Regions from separate parts of the Homo sapiens genome. Here region 1 is linked to region 2. Evidence: chromatin loops called from intact Hi-C (ENCODE). Cell type or tissue: Calu3. All regions are shown on one strand. Region 1 overlaps ACER3 (alkaline ceramidase 3). Region 2 overlaps ACER3 (alkaline ceramidase 3).

Region 1 (5,000 bases), 52 kb before region 2:
TGTGCATGGTTTGTGGTGCCTCAAAACAATTACAATAGTAACATCAAAGATCACTGATCACAGGCCAGGCACCTTGGCTCACAACTGTAATCCCAGCACTTTGGGAGGCTGAGGTGGGATGATCACTTGAGGTCAGGAGTTTGGGACCAGTATGACCAACATGGTGAAAGCCTGTCTCTACTAAAAGCACAAAAATTAGCCAGGCAGGGTGGCGCATTGCCTGTGATCCTGGCTACTTGGGAGGCTGAGGCAGGAGAATCACTTGAACCCAGGAGATGGAGGTTGCAGTGAGCCAAGATAGTGCCACTGCACTCCAGCTTGGGGGAGACTCTGTCTCCCAAAAAAAAAAAAAAAAAAAAAAGATCACTGATCACAGATCACCATAACAGATATAATAATAATAATAAAGTTTGAAATATTGTCAGAATTACAAAAATAAGACACAGAAACATGAAGTGAGCACATGCTGCTGGAAAAATGTCACCTATAAACTTGCTTAATGCAGGACTGCCACAAACTTTCTACTTGTAAAAAACACAATACCTGAAAAGTACAAACAAAAGAAAAAGTTATGCATGCTTGTTTATTTTGAAATCAAGAAGTGTGATGTTTCATGTCTGCTCTTTTTCAAGATTGATCTGGCTACCTGTGGCCTTTTGTGGTTGCATATGAATGTTGGAATTATTTTTTCTATTTCTGTAAAAAAATGCCTTTGGAATTCTAAATGAGATTGCATTGGATCTGTGGATGGCTTTGGGTAGTATGAACATTTTAACAGCTTTGTCTTTTAATCCATGAATACAGGATGTCTTTTCATTTGTTTGCGTTTTGCTTAATTTCTTTTATGAATGTTTTGACCTAGTTAGAGGTCTGTTCTATTTCTTCACAACTCACTCTTGGTAGGTTCTGTTTCTAGGATATTGTCCATTTCTTTTAAGTCATCCAATTGGTTGGCATATAATTGTGGGATTCTTCTTATCTCTGTGGCAGCATTGTAATGTCTCTTCTTTTATTTCTGATTTTATGTATTTGAGTCTTCTCTCTCTTTTTTTGTTAGTCTTGCTAAGGTTTGTCAATTCTGGTGATCTTTCAGTACCCCAACTCTTAGTTTCACAGATTTTTAAAAATTTTTCTATTTTGTTTATTTCTGCTCCATGTTATTTCTTTCCTTCTGCCAAATTTGGGCTTAATTTGTTCTTTTCCTTGTTCTTTGAGGTGTAAAGTTTCATTGAGATCTCTCTTCCTTTTAAATGTGACATTAATTTCTGTGAACTTCTCTTAGTATTGCTTTTGCTGCATGTCATAAGTTTGGTATGTTGTATTTTTGTTTTCACTTGTCTCAAGGTATTTTCTAATTTTTTGACTTCTTCTTTGACCCAGCGGTTGTTCAAGAGTGTACTATTTAATTTTCATGTTTGTGAATTTTCTAGTGTTTTAAAAATATTTACATCCTATTTAAAGAGTAAAGAAAAAAAAAAACAACAAACTCTAGTACGAGGCTAAAAAAGTCTCTATTTCCTACCTGAAAAGGATGTGAAGATAGGAACCAAGGCCAGTTAAAATATGCCACCATGCATGAAATTGTGTGGTAATACCTATGATAGGTGGTACCTTCTTTCGAAAGTTCCTGTGTGGAGAGAGGGAGAAAATCACGTTAAATTTTTAAAATATTTAGCGACTAACGCTGATAGTCTTAGAGCATTTTGAAATATCATTCTCAAAACAGCAGTTATTTAATTGCCTTAAGTTTCCTGTAGTCTGCCACATTGTTATCCAAAGTACATTCTGAGGAACAGTATTCAACAATGATAATTTATGGTCAATCTGTGTCATCTAAACCCTCAGCCACTTCTCTCTCTCATATCTTTTTGAAGCAAATCCCAGATACTATGTCATTTTATTTATAAATATTTAGTATGTATTTCTAAAATATGAAAACCTCCCTAAAACATAACCACATTTTCACACCTAAAGATAATAATAATACTCCCTTAATATCATAAAAGATTCGGTTACTGATTGAAGTTCCAAATTTCTCATACTTTATTTTTTTAAATAGTTGGTTTGTTTGAATCAGAATCCAAAAAAGGCCAACACATTGTATCTGGTTGGATATATCTAAGGCTCTTAATCTATAGGTTCCTCTTCCCTCTTTTTTCCTGCCTCTGCAAATTTTTTTTTTTTTTTTTTTCCCTGAGACGGAGTCTTGCTCTGTCGCCCAGGCTGGAGTACAGTAGCACGATCTCGGCTCACTGCAACCTCCGCCTCCCCAGTTCAAGCGATTCTCCTGCCTCAGCCTCCCAAGTAGCTGGGATTACAGGCACACGTCACCAGGCCCAGCTAATTTTTGTATTTTTAGTAAAGACAGGGTTTCACCATGTTGGCCTGGCTGGTCTTGAACTCCTGACCTCAAGTGATCCGCCCCCTCGGCCTCCCAGAGTGCTAAGATTACAGGCATGAGTCACCACGCCTGGCTGTGCCTCTGCAATTTATTTGTCGAAGAGACCAGGTCATTCATTCTGTAGATTTCTCACAGTCTGAATTTTGTTGATTGCCTTCCTGTAGTACTGTTCAGTACCCTCCTCTCTTCTCTGTTTATGCAAAATTGTTAGTTCACAGGATTTAGAGTTGGAATGACCCACCTGTTTAACCTGTTCAGCATGCTCATTTCATGGAAAAGAGGGCCAGAAAGACAGTGTCTTAATGACAGACTAGAATCCAGAGACCTAAGTCTAAGATTCAAACTCCTGTCAATATATGATTGCTGACAAGATGGTAAAAGGAACACTTGCTTTTTTAGAAAATAACATTAAGCATATGAAAGTGTATATTTATATACATATATTTCATATGCTTATTACAAATCAGTCTTCTTTATTCAATGAAACAGATCAGGCATGTTTCAAAGGAATAGTCAACATTTGATTAACTATATAGTTCTTTGATGCCCACACACACAAAACCCAAACCCTACAGAGGTTATGAAATAGTCTCAGGTCCAAAATTTTAGGTAATTTAAACAGGTATTCTAATAGTCTAACTTTATTATACTGTATATATCTTTTAAATGTCAACAATAGTAAAAATTCATTTCAGGGCACTACTATTTCTATATGTTTATAAAATTCTCTACTTAATAAAATGCTTCCAAAAATATTTCTGAAGGAATGAAAATATATCTTACCTCAGTGACTCACAAAATATGTTATCTATATTCCAAAATAAAAATCCCAATAAAAATATACCCAATGATGTATAACCCAGTCCTCTAAGCCATGGATAAACCCTGTGGGGGGGAAAACAGAAAAGCAAAATAAAATTTTCTCAAGTCATGTCACGATCAGAAATTGAAGCCATCACTTTCTTCCTTTTTTATAAGGGCTGGGATCTCACTATGTTGCCCAGGCTGGAGTGCAGTGGCTATTCACAGATGTGATCATTGTACATTCCAGCCTCGAATTCCTGTGCTCAAGGGTATCCTCCCATCTCAGTCTCCCAAATAGCTGGGAAAATAGACATGTGCTACCATGCCTGGCTAGAAGACATCACTTTCATGAGAAGGAACAGTTTTTGTTTATAGTAAAAGCAGACCTATCAAATTTTCTAATAATTTGCCTACTATATGTAGCCAATAAAAGGTGCTGAGAAATAAGCCACCAGACTTTAATAAATGTATTGGGAAAGTACCTGATAACTTTTTTGGTCCCATGGAAAAGGCAGGGTGATAGTGGATTAGCTATCAATGTAGGTTGAGTCATATGCTCCATGTAAGGCAATGTAGTTACACATACACACACACACATTCATTCATTAAATCACTTAATACATATGGAGTACTTACTGTGTACCAGGCATTGTTGTAAGCATTTGGGAAGGTAGTGGTCAATAGGTAAAGTTTTTGTTCTCAAAGAATTTACAGTATAGTTGGGGGAGGTAAACAATTAAATACATAATTATAATTGCTTTGAAGAAAAATAAGGCCTGATAAGGAGTGATACGGAGGTATTGTGGATGGGTGCGCATGCACACACATACCACACACAAAATGTTAAAAAAATCCCTGTGAGGCAGGTATTATTATTTTTACTTCACTGATGAGAAAATTGAAGCTTGGTGAGGTACTGAAAATAGTATCAGCTTACCTATGTTTTATAGCTTCAATGAGGTATAACTGACTTACATTTAAACTATTAAATATATTTAAATTGTCTATCTGATCAGTACATCTGTACATACCCATGAAACCACCACCACAATCAAGATATCCACCACCTCCAAAAGCTCAATTTGCATTTTTTAGAATGCTATATAAATGGAATCATACCATATATACCCCTGATTGTATAGCTTCTTTCATTTGACATAATTCTTTGAGATTCATCTATGTTACTATGTTATCAATACTTCATTTCCCTTTATTGTTGAGTAGGTACTCCATTGTATGGTCACAGCACAATTTGTTTCTCTGTCCAAATGCGGGTTTCCAGTTTTTGACTGTTACAAATAAAGCAGCTATGAACATTCACAAATAACACTTTATATAGACATATGTTTTAATTTTTCTTGGGTAAATAGCTAGGAGAAGAATGGCTGTATTGTATGGCAGGTGAATATTTAATTTTTCAAGATACTGCTACACTGTTTTCCTAAGTGACTGTACCATTTTACATTCCCACCAGGCATGTATAAGTGTTCCAGATGTTCCACATCTTCATCAGCACTTGGTTTGAAGTCAGTCTTTTTCATTTTAGCTGTTTTAGTAGGTATGTAGTGGTATCTCATTGTGGTTTTAATTTGCATTTCCCTAATGACTAATGTTTTTGAGCATCTTTCACGTAGTTATTTACTACCCATACATCTTCTTTGATACATTATTGTTTGCCTTCTTATTATTCAGTTTTAAGAATTCTTTCTATATTTTACATGTAGGTACTTTGTTGGATATATATTTTGCAAGTAGTTTCTCCAAGTCTGTGGCTTGCCTTTTATTTTCTGAATAC
Region 2 (5,000 bases):
TTTACCATTATGTAATGGCCTTCTTTGTCTCTTTTGATCTTTGTTGGTTTAAAGTCTGTTTAATCAGAGACTAGGATTGCAACCCCTGCCTTTTTTTGTTTTCCATTTGCTTGGTAGATCTCCCTCCATCCCTTTATTTTGAGCCTATGTGTGTCTCTGCACATGAGATGGATCTCCTGAATACAGCACACTGATGGGTCTTGACTCTTTATCCAATTTGCCAGCCTGTGTCTTTTAATTGGAGCATTTAGCCCATTTACATTTAAGGTTAATATTGTTATGTGTGAATTTGATCCTGTCATTATGATGTTAGCTGGTTATTTTGCTCGTTAGTTGATGTAGTTTCTTCCTAGCCTTGATGGTCTTTACAATTTGGCATGTTTTTGCAGTGGCTGGTACCGGTTGTTCCTTTCCATGTTTAGTGCTTCCTTCAGGAGCTCTTTTAGGGCAGGGCTGGTGGTGACAAAATCTCTCAGCATTTGCTTGTCTGTAAAGGATTTTATTTCTCCTTCACTTATGAAGCTTAGTTTGGCTGGATATGAAATTCTGTGTTGAAAATTCTTTCCTTTAAGAATGTTGAATATTGGCCCCCACTCTCTTCTGGCTTGTAGAGTTTCTGCTGAGAGATCAGCTGTTAGTCTGATGGGCTTCCCTTTGTGGGTAACCCTACCTTTCTGTCTGGCTGCCCTTAACATTTTTTCCTTCATTTCAGCTTTCGTGAATCTGAGAGTTATGTGTCTTGGAGTTGCTCCTCTCGAGGAGTATCTTTGTGGCATTCTTTGTATTTCCTGAATTTGAATGTTGGCCTGCCTTGCTAGATTGGGGAAGTTCTCCTGGATAATATCCTGCAGAGTGTTTTCCAACTTGGTTCCATTCTCCCTGTCACTTTCAGGTACAACAATCAGACGTAGATTTGGTCTTTTCACAGTCCCATATTTCTTGGAGGCTTTGTTCGTTTCTTTTTATTCTTTTTTCTCTAAACTTCTCTTCTGGCTTCATTTCATTCATTTCGTCTTCCATCACTGATAGCCTTTCTTCCAGTTGATCGCATCAGCTACTGAGGCTTGTGCATTCGTCACGTAGTTCTCGTGCCGTGGTTTTCAGCTCCATCAGGTCCTTTAAGGACCTCTCTGCATTGGTTATTCTAGTTAGCCATTCATCTTATTTTTTTTCAAGGTTTTTAACTTCTTTGCCATTGGTTCGAACTTCCTCCTTTAGCTTGGAGTAGTTTAATCTTCTGAAGCCTTCTTCTCTCAACTTGTCAAAGTCATTCTCCGTCCAGCTTTGTTCCATTGCTGGTGAGGAGCTGCATTCCTTTGGAGGAGGACAGGCGCTCTGATTTTTAGTTTCCAGTTTTTCTGCTCTGTTTTTTCCCATCTTCATGGTTTTATCTACCTTTGGTCTTTGATGATGGTGACGTACAGATGGGTTTTTGGTGTGGATGTCCTTTCTGTTTGTTAGTTGTCCTTCTAACAGTCAGGACCCTCAGCTGCAGGTCTGTTGGAGTTTGCTGGAGGTCCACTTCAGACCCTGTTTGCCTGGGTATCAGCAGTGGTGGCTGCAGAACAGAGGATATTGGTGAACCGCAAATGCTGCTGCCTCATCATTCCTCTGGAAGTTTTGTCTCAGAAGAGTACCCAGCCGTGTGAGGTGTCAGTCCACCCCTACTGGGGGGTGCCTCCCAGTTAGGCTACTCGGGGGTCAGGGACCCACTTGAGGAGGCAGTCTGCCCGTTCTCAGATCTCAAGCTTCATGCTGGGAGAACCACTACTCTCTTCAAAGCTGTCAGACAGGGACATTTAAGTCTGCAGAGGTTACTGCTGCCTTTTGTTTGTCTGTTCCCTGCCCCCAGAGGTGGAGCCTATAGAGGCAGGCAGGCCTCCTTGAGCTGTGGTGGGCTTCATCCAGTTCGAGCTTCCCGGCCGCTTTGTTTACCTACTCAAGCCTCGGCAATGGCAGGCGCCCCTCCCCCAGCCTCACTGCTGCCTTGCAATTTGATCTCAGACTGCTGTGCTAGCAGTGAGAGAGGCTCCGTGGGCGTAGGACCCTCCGAGCCAGGTGCGGGATATAATCTCCTGGTGTGCGGTTTGTTAAGCCCATTGGGAAAGTGCAGTATTAGGGTGGGAGTGACCTGATTTTCCAGGTGCCATCGGTCACCCCTTTCTTTGACTAGGAAAGGGAATTCCCTGACCCCTTGCACTTCCTGGGTGAGGCGATGCCTCGCCCTGCTTTGGCTCACGCACATGCACTGCACCCACTGACCTGCACCCAATGTCCGGCACTCCCCAGTGAGATGAACCCGGTACCTCAGTTGGAAATGCAGAAGTCACCCGTCTTCTGTGTCGCTAACGCCGAGAGTTGTAGACTGGAGCTGTTCCTATTTGGCCATCTTGGCTACTTGACCAGGTTTCTTTTCTTAACGCAGCATAATGTGGCTTACTTTTCAACCTGACTTTGGTATAGCATCACATGACAAGGAAATCAAAGGACCTCTTGAGACTCTATTGTCCTGAGATAGGAATAATACAGGGTGGAGAAGAAATTCCAGGCAGCAATTTCACATGACTTAGAGTCTTTGGGCTGGTAAGATCCTGAAAAACAGGGTGTGGACCAAGCTGGCTAAGACCGATTGGATCCAGCATGTCACTGGATTTGACCGAGGTTTCACCTAGGACCTCATTATATGCTCATTAACATACTAAACCACAAACCCAGCAGCACCATTGAAATAGGTCAGGGTCACTGGTCTCGTTGTCTAATGTGTTATCCGAGCTTGTGGTCTCAAGAAAATTAAGGAGTGTGGACCCAAAGAATGAGGTTGGAGGAAAAGTTTAATAAGCAAAAGAAGAAAAGCTGAATTGAAAAGCTTTCACAAGAAACTGCTCTCATGTCTGTAAGTGTTTGAGAAACTTATCTATGCATAACTTCCCTTTATGTAGTTGTGGGTATGTCTCTAGGTAAGCATAAAGTGAAACTTTTTGTTTGTATAATTGTGGTTTTGTTTAAAGTAAGCCCCCCTCCTCCCTCTGCAAGTTTCCATGGGGCCCACTGTGTACATGTCTGAAAAGGGGAGGAAACTTCCTGGGAGCTCGCTAATCATACAAAGAGCAAAAGGCTTCTATGCTGGACTTTTCCTGCCTTGCCTGCTTATCTGTGGCTTATCTGTGCAGGTGCACTGTAGCTGCGATTTTTCAGGCAGGCAGCTTCTACAGTCTGAGTTTTTCTCCAAGCTGCTCTATCTTGCCTGTAGCTGTGATTTTTCAGGCAGGCAGCTTTTCCAAGGACCAGCCTTAACCGTTTACCTAACTAATTTTTCCTTTTCTTCTCCCTCACTATGACAGTTCCAGGAACACCTATTGGGTGGCACCACAGTTCTGATAAATCTCTACCTTTTTCCAGGAATTTTCATGAATATTCCATTCCTTGGTTAGAGAAACACATAAAGGTAGCAGCCCCAAACCCCACTGCATGACACTCTCTCAAGTACACCTGCACTCCCTTGAGTGTGTACTTTTACTCTTTGCAATAAATTTCTTTACTTTCATTATTTTTCGACTTGTCCTTGAATTCATTCTTGTGATGGTGCCAAGAGCCTAGACATTGGCTAGGATAGAGGTCCACTGCTGTTTGGGGACTTCCCCCAGCCCACCAGTATCACACCATGCCATGGTCACTAATATTGGCTCAGAATAAACCTTTAAAAAATACTTGACAGGCCAGGCACAGTGGCTCACGCCTGTATTCCCAGCACTTTGGGAGGCCAGGTGGGTGGATCATCTGAGGTCAAGAGTTCAAGACCAGCCTGGCCAATGTGGTGAAACCCCGTCTCTACTAAAAATACAAAAATTAGCGAGGCATGGTGGCGGGTGCTTATAACCCCAGCTACTCAGGAGGCTGAGGCAGGAGAATCGCTTGAACCTGGGAGGCAGAGGTTGCAGTGAGCCGAGATCACACTACATTCCAGTGTCACTCTGGGCGACAGAGTGAGACTCCATCTCAAAAAAAAAAAAAAAAAATTAGCTGGGCATGGTGGTGCACGCCTGTAACCCCAGCTACTCGGGAGGCTGAGGCAGGAGAATCACTTGAACCTGGGAGGCAGAGGTTGCCGTGAGCCAAGATTACACCACTGCATGCCAGCCTAAGTGACAAGGGTGAAACTCCATCTCAAAAAATAATAATAATAAAAATTAAAAATAATAAAATAAAGATATTTGACAGGGTTTAGTTTTTCCATTAACACATATAATTTTGATTTGTCCCATTAGTGATGATTAGGTTGCTTGATTAAGGTGTTTCCCACTTGGCTTCTCCACTGTAAAGGTATTCTTTCTCCCCTTTTTAAGTATTTTGTGGAAAGGTACTTTGAAACTATGTAAATATACTCTTTAACATCAAACTTTTTCTTTATTCATTTATTTATACTCATGTATTATTTCATTTAATACATCATTTATTATCTAGTATGGACTCAGATTTCCCATATTACTCATCGGGTTACATTATAACTATTATAACCCATTACCATTTATTTTGATGCTCAAATTGCCCCATATTTGGCCAGCAGGAACCTCTTCAAGTTGGCTTCAGTGTCCTTTTGACATATTCCCATAATTTTTTGAGCCTTTCCATTTTTTCTGGCATAAAAAGATGATCTAGGCTGATATTGTCCTTTTTTTTTTTTCTGCCCCAGCCCTTGGAATCAGCCCTGGTTCCTTTTAAAGAAGAATGATTTTTAGAAAACAAGATCTGGATGCTAGGTATATTCTTTGGCTTTGAAGTTCCCCATTCCCAGATCCTCTCATGGACAGAGCTTGAGAATGTATGTATATATATGTGTATTAAAATATTTAAGTATGTATACATATACACAAAATACATACATATGCATATCACATATTTTCACATCTATATTTATGTCTATTATATATGTATGTATTGAACATAGGAGTCTGCACTGTTAACTCCAATTTCAGTTTGTCACCACAGAGCTCATTCTAGTT

What was found. Hi-C counts contacts between places; a loop is a spot of excess contacts. Peaks named below come from ENCODE experiments on the same cell type or tissue, not always from the same donor. Only the 100,000 strongest peaks of a DNase experiment are listed, where the experiment ranks them.
Region 1: a loop joins it to region 2, with 3 times the contacts of the local background. A loop is called at or near these places in 2 of 110 quality-filtered maps.

What each region holds. Positions count from the first base shown.
Region 1 is chr11:77,013,302-77,018,301 of GRCh38, reverse strand. It overlaps ACER3 (alkaline ceramidase 3), which reads right to left. Exons shown (of 11, transcript NM_018367.7): 8 at 3,185-3,286; 9 at 1,523-1,627. The region is part of intron 1 of ACER3-AS1 (ACER antisense RNA 1); the gene reads left to right. Among named protein-coding and RNA genes, the nearest start is that of B3GNT6, 19 kb to the left of the region's middle. In Calu3, no CTCF peak of the experiment used is centred here; a DNase peak (open chromatin) is centred at 2,441.
Region 2 is chr11:76,961,233-76,966,232 of GRCh38, reverse strand. The region is part of intron 3 of ACER3 (alkaline ceramidase 3); the gene reads right to left. All of the region lies in intron 1 of ACER3-AS1 (ACER antisense RNA 1), which reads left to right. Among named protein-coding and RNA genes, the nearest start is that of B3GNT6, 71 kb to the left of the region's middle. RefSeq lists an enhancer at 1,632-2,831 and a silencer at 3,053-3,112. In Calu3, no CTCF peak of the experiment used is centred here; DNase peaks (open chromatin) are centred at 2,652 and 3,082.